2 separate regions of the Homo sapiens genome follow, and region 1 is linked to region 2. A link is an interaction called in ENCODE POLR2A ChIA-PET data of the cell type or tissue named here. Cell type or tissue: GM12878. All regions are shown on one strand. Each heading gives the region's core, and the rest is flanking DNA. Links, peaks and the distances in the headings are about the cores only. Region 1 has its middle 3.3 kb from the start of TCTN3. Region 2 overlaps ENTPD1 (ectonucleoside triphosphate diphosphohydrolase 1).

What was found. ChIA-PET counts read pairs that join two places held together with the same protein. Peaks named below come from ENCODE experiments on the same cell type or tissue, not always from the same donor. Only the 100,000 strongest peaks of a DNase experiment are listed, where the experiment ranks them.
Region 1: POLR2A ChIA-PET joins it to region 2 with 5 read pairs; 4 of 35 experiments call an interaction of 5 or more read pairs at or near these places.

What each region holds. Positions count from the first base shown.
Region 1 is chr10:95,695,779-95,698,695 of GRCh38, reverse strand. It overlaps a transcript of ENTPD1 not described here. Among named protein-coding and RNA genes, the nearest start is that of TCTN3, 3.3 kb to the right of the region's middle. In GM12878, for the core only: no CTCF peak of the experiment used is centred there; a DNase peak (open chromatin) is centred at 1,115; H3K27ac peaks cover 1,147 bases.
Region 2 is chr10:95,766,364-95,769,280 of GRCh38, reverse strand. All of the region lies in intron 1 of ENTPD1 (ectonucleoside triphosphate diphosphohydrolase 1), which reads right to left. The region is part of intron 5 of ENTPD1-AS1 (ENTPD1 antisense RNA 1); the gene reads left to right. Among named protein-coding and RNA genes, the nearest start is that of ENTPD1, 12 kb to the right of the region's middle. RefSeq lists an enhancer at 1,255-1,334. In GM12878, for the core only: no CTCF peak of the experiment used is centred there; a DNase peak (open chromatin) is centred at 1,165; H3K4me3 peaks cover 1,556 bases; H3K27ac peaks cover 2,500 bases.

The sequences.
Region 1 (2,917 bases), core at 176-2,675, 71 kb after region 2:
CCATCTTGCCGGTGGGACTCCCTTGAGGTGGCCCTGGGCAGTGAGCCTGTGGAGAGTACCCTGACCTGTCCTCTGAAACTATTCTGTCCTCCTATGCCTCTGGGCCTGTGATGGGAGGGGCACCCTCTAAGATCTTTGAAATGCCTTTGGGATCTTTCTTCCCTTGTCTAAAGGAATGGTATCTGTCTCCCTTTTATCCAAACTAATCTCTTTAGCAAACAGTCACTGGGCTGCACCCTTGGTTTCCTCTGCTGAACGTGCTTTTTTACTCTTCATGTGGTCAGGCTGAGAGTTATCCAAATCCTTCCACTCTGCTTCCCTTTTCATGATAAATTCTACCTTTAAATTATTCCTTTGCTCCTGAATATCAGCATAAGTTGTCAAATGTAATCATGTAGCTCCTTCTATATTTGGCTTAGGAATTTCTTTTGCTAGATACCCTAGTTCATTAATCTCAAGTTTGGCCCTCCACAATTCCCTCAGGCATGGACACAGTTCAGCCAAGTTCTTTGCCAATTTATAACAAGGATGGCCTTTACTCCATTTTCCAATACCACCTTCCTCAGTTCCATCTCAAATCTCAGCAGAATGGCCTTTACTGTCCATATTTCTATCCGTATTCTGGTTACAATCATTTAACAAATCTCTAAGAAGTTCCAAATGTTCCCTTGTCTTTTTGTTTTCTGAGTCTCGCCAGAATCACCCTTAATACTCCATTCACTGAAATACAGTCACTTTATAGCCTGCTCCTTCAAACTCTTCCAGCCCCTGCTCATTACCTAGTTCCAAAGCTGCTTCCCCATTTTCAGGTATTTGTCATCAGCAAAATCCCACTTCTTGGTTCCAATTTTCTGTCTTCGTTCATTCTCTGTTGCTTATAACAGAATGCCTGAAACAGGATAAGTTATAAAGAAAAGGAATTCATTTCTTACAGTTGTGGAGGCTGGGAAGCCCAAGGTCAAGGGGGCATCTCTTAAGAACCTTCTTGCTGCTGGCAACTCTCTGCAGCATCCCAAGGCAGCACAGGGCATCACATGGTGAGGAAGCTGAGCGTGTTAACTTGCTAACTCAGGTCTCTGTTCCTCTTCTTGTAAAGCCACCAGTTCCTCTCTCATGACAACACATTAATCCATTAACCCGTGAATGGATTAGTCCATTCATGAAGGCAGAGACCTCATGATCAAATCACCTCTTAAAGGTCCCACCTCTCAATACTGCACATTGGGGATTAAGTTTTGAAATGAATTTTGGAGGAGACACGCAAACCTAGTAGTGGGCTAGGACCAGTCTCAACGTGTGGGGCCTCTCTCTTCCTCCTAAATGTCAGAAGCCATCCAGGGCACTGTCCTGCCTTTTCAGTAAAAGTATACATGGACTGCCTCCCGCCACCCCCACCACCACCTTTAGGGGAAAATTCTTCTGCTATCCACCGCAAGCACAAGTAGGGATAAGCTTGAGAGGCTGACCTGGCTCTTCCTACAGTGGTACTTCAATCAATAACTCATAGAATTGTCTAAGGGCCACTATTGATAACAAATACCTTCTTTCTGTGTGCTTAGAGCACTCCAAGAGTCACTTCCATTTCTGTATAAGGCCTTTATTATGCAACTGTTGTTTGTCCACCTTCAATTCCATCCCATGTGCCTTCTATTTTTCAAGTATTCTTATAATGTCTGGCCCATGAGAGCACACCTTCATGTATTTCAATTCTGGGCATGTTCATGTATGCACAAGTGTGTGTGTATCTAAGTTTTCTGTAATTTTCAGAGATTTTTGGAAAAGGGGGGAGAAGTGGGAAAAGGACAGAACTTGTTGTCTGCCATCTCAGTACAATCTCCTTGCTAAATTTCCAATTACATATTAAACTCTTTTAATCCCAAACACAGACAACTGCTAGTATCATATGATCTAATTTGGAAATCTCTGCTTCTGAGATGATATTATATGATCTCAATTTAAGACTTGGTCCCCATACTAAACCTGACATCTGCATGACACATGTGAATAAATTTCATTCTTCATCCACAAAATTATCTTTCAGATTTTAATACTGGATCTCAAAAGTATTGAGAGTTCTATATTACAGAGATTCTTACAAATACAAAACAGCAATACATGCCAGGCACGGTGGCTCATGCCTGTAATCCCAACACTTCGGGAGGCTGAGGCAGGCAGATCACTTGAGGTCAGGAGTTTGAGACCAGCTTAGCCAACATGGTGAAACTCCGTCTCTACTACAAATGCAAAAATTAGCTGGGTGTGGTGGGTACACCTGTAGTCCCAGCTACTAGGGAGGCTGAGGCAGGAAAGTTGCTTGAACCTGGGAGGTGGAGGTTGCAGTGAGCCAAGATGGCGCCACTGCACTCCAGCCTGGGTGACAGGGCAAGACTCTCTCAAATAAGTTAATTAATTAATTAATTAAATCAATAAATAAAACAAGTTTAAAAAACAGCAATACAAATAATCTTTTTGCTTAACTATAACAAAAGAGAAAAAAATAACTTTTCTAAAAAAAAGTTGTGTTAAAATTCAAAAATAAGAAAAAGCAACTCAAAAAGATCCGGAAACATTACTTCCTTATCACTCATCTCTAAAATTACTTCAACCAACAGTCTTTTGCCAACGCTAATAAATTCAGAAATAATTTAACACTATTTGAGAGTTGCCATTTAAATTCCAAACTTTGAAATCTAAAATAGTCTCTGATCAGATGTACAATGGAAATTTTATAGAAAGATCATTACATGGTAAATTGGTTGCAAAAAGAAGAAATTTTATAGAAAGAAATACAATCCTGAAATAAAATAAACTAAAAATATTCCTAAGGATTAATTCTAAAGAGTTCAACAAAACAATTTTTAATATATTTTTAAAATATTTAATGCACATCTAACATGTCCCAGACACTGTTCTAGGC
Region 2 (2,917 bases), core at 212-2,711:
AGTGGAACAGGAGCTCACTCCCTAATTCAACAGAGGTTTGCTCTCAGTGGGGAAGGAGCAAAGGCTCCTTCCTGAATGCCTTTATGCCTCTGGACAACCATATTGACAGAACTCTGACAGCCCTAGTCACTCTATCTTCTGGAACATGACTACTGTACATGGCGAGACTTTTGCCTTCTTTCCTGGGTCTGAGTGAACTTTTCTGCCTGGAGGATTTAGATGTCTTCTCATACTTAGATGGGGATCTAGCATTTGGTGATTGCATTTTTCCAAGACCTGAACAGAACCTAAGGGAGCCATGGGCAGACTATGCATTCCATCCATATCAACGTTAGACTGGGATAAATCTCCCCTAATACATCCTTAAATACTTTTTAGGATAAGGTGAAAAACACATTCATCCATACATACATACAAAAGGAATCTCTTTTCTTTCAAGGATAAGGCCTTAGATTAAATAAATTTTGCAAGAAAATAGAAAGAACAATGAAGGAAAAGCTTGCCTCTAAAATAGATATGAAGCAGGAATAGATGGAAATCGTTTGTTTTTTTGAACTCTGTACAAGAGGATGTTGCCATAAACAAGCTAAAATAAAAGATTTCATGGAAGCCAAAAACACTGTAACTGAATGAAAGTTTATATGGGAGATAGTTAAGGAAAATTGAATCAGTGATATAGAGGAAATTCTTAGGAAAATAGTCTCAGAATGCAATGAAAAATAAATGAAGAAAATGAAAGGAATAAAGAAGGAAGGAGAAAGAAAGAGAGAGAGAAAGAAAGAAAAAAGAAAAGAAAGAAAGAAGAAAGAGAGGGAAAGAGAAAGAAAGAGGGAAGGAGGCAGGCAGGCAGGCCACAGGCAGGCAATTTAGAGATAAGAGATCCAAATAGGTCCCTGAAGAAGAAAAAAACAAACAAACAAAACAGCAGCATTAATCAAAGTTGTGACAGAAGAAATCTTTCTTGCTCCTAAATAAGTCCTAAATTTGGAAATCAAGAGGGTTTACCATATCCCAGGCAAAAATTTTTGAAAGGAAGTCTATACCCAGTTATCTTATTGTGAAAGTTGTAAATTTCAGAAATGGGGAACAAAAACCATTCAGGCTAAAAAACAGTTGTCCTCAACTTCTGAGTCTGTTTTGTGCTGCTACAACAGACTGAGTCATTTATAAACAACAGAAGTTTATTTGGCTCACAGTTCTGGAGGCTGGGAAGTTCCAGATCAAGGGGCCAGCATCTGGCAAGGGCCTTCTTGCTGTGTCATCCCATGGCAGAAAGCAAAGGGCAAGAGAGCATAAGAGCAAGAGAACAAACTCACAGCTTCAAGTCCTTTTATTATTGGCATTGATCCATTCATCAGGGTGGAGCCCTCATGACCCAAGCACCTCCAGTAGGTCTTGCCTCCCAACATTGTTATACTGGGGATTAAGTTTTGAACATATGCTTTTGGGGGGACATATTCAAACTATAGCAACTTCTTTACAGCATCAAACTTCTCAAGACAATGGAGGAATATTTCCAATGACTTGAGGGGGAAAGATTGCTATATTTAAGAGAAGTTGTCTCTCTTTTATAACACTGATCCCCTTTCTAAAAATTAATATGCTTACTAGATCATTATGAAAGGAATCAAGATTAGGGTCCCAAGAATGGGGAAAGGCATAGTGAGATAAGAACTATATTAAAATTCATTAAATTCATGGATGGATGAATTTGATTATTAATATCCAAATAAAGAGAAAAAATCCTGTGAAATAAGTGACTAACATAATTTTTACTATTTGAATTTATAATATTATCAAATTAAATATTTAAAATAAGAAAAAGGAGGACACAGGGACACAAAAACTCTTAATCCTTCTCTCATAATGGGGTCAAAAATTACTAATTTCACTTTGATATTAAGATAAATTTAAGCTCAGGAATGTTTTGCTTTCCTTTTTTCTTTCTTTTTTTTTTTTTTTTTTTGAGATGGAGTCTCGCTCTGTCTCCCAGGCTGGAGTGCAGTGGTATGATCTCGGCTCACTGAAGCTCTGCCTCCCAGGTTCACACCATTCTCCTGCCTCAGCCTCCCGAGTAGCTGGGACTATAGGCGCCCACCACCACGCCCGGCTAATTTTTTTTGTATTTTTAGTAGAGATGGGGTTTCACCATGTTAGCCAGGATGGAATGCTTTTCTTTTATTTCCACAGCCTGGGCAACATAACAAGACCCTGTTTCTACAAAAAATAAAAAATCAGCTGGGTATGGTGGTGCACGCCTGTAGCCCTAGCTACTCAGAAGGCTGAGGCAGGAGGATCACCTGAGCCCAGGAGTTCAAGGTTACATTGAGCTATGATTATGCTACTGCACTCCAGCCTAGGTGACAGAGCAAGACCCTGCCTCAAAAAAAAAAAAAAGATTGCTACAAGTACAATTAAAAGTAAGATGTCCGTTATTCACAGCTTTGTGGAAATATAAAAACAAATAACAAAGTCCAGAGTCTGTATAGCAAAAAGCATAACAGAAAAAAACATTAAACACTAAAGAGAATAAAATGAGAAAAGGCAGATAAAATAAATGTGAACTGTTTACATTCCTTTATTAAAACAGAGAATCAAATTGGATTTAGAAAGATTAAAAATAAAGATGGACAAAATATATCAGCCAAATGAGAAGGGGGAACAGAATTTAGGACTAAAAAAGTAGATAAAAAGAGTTATTTCAATATTTTATCAAAATATGAACTGCAAAAACATACAAAATATGAGTAGAGGTAAATAGACAACAGACAATTGTATTGAATTAAATGAATCTTAATTGCATTAAGAGCATGAAGTCATTATTATTTGAAGCACTGTTAGAGAATCTAAGAACTTATGAGGAATATAGTATTGAGCGTAATTGAGGTTAAAAGTAAATCTATGATAACAATTGTTT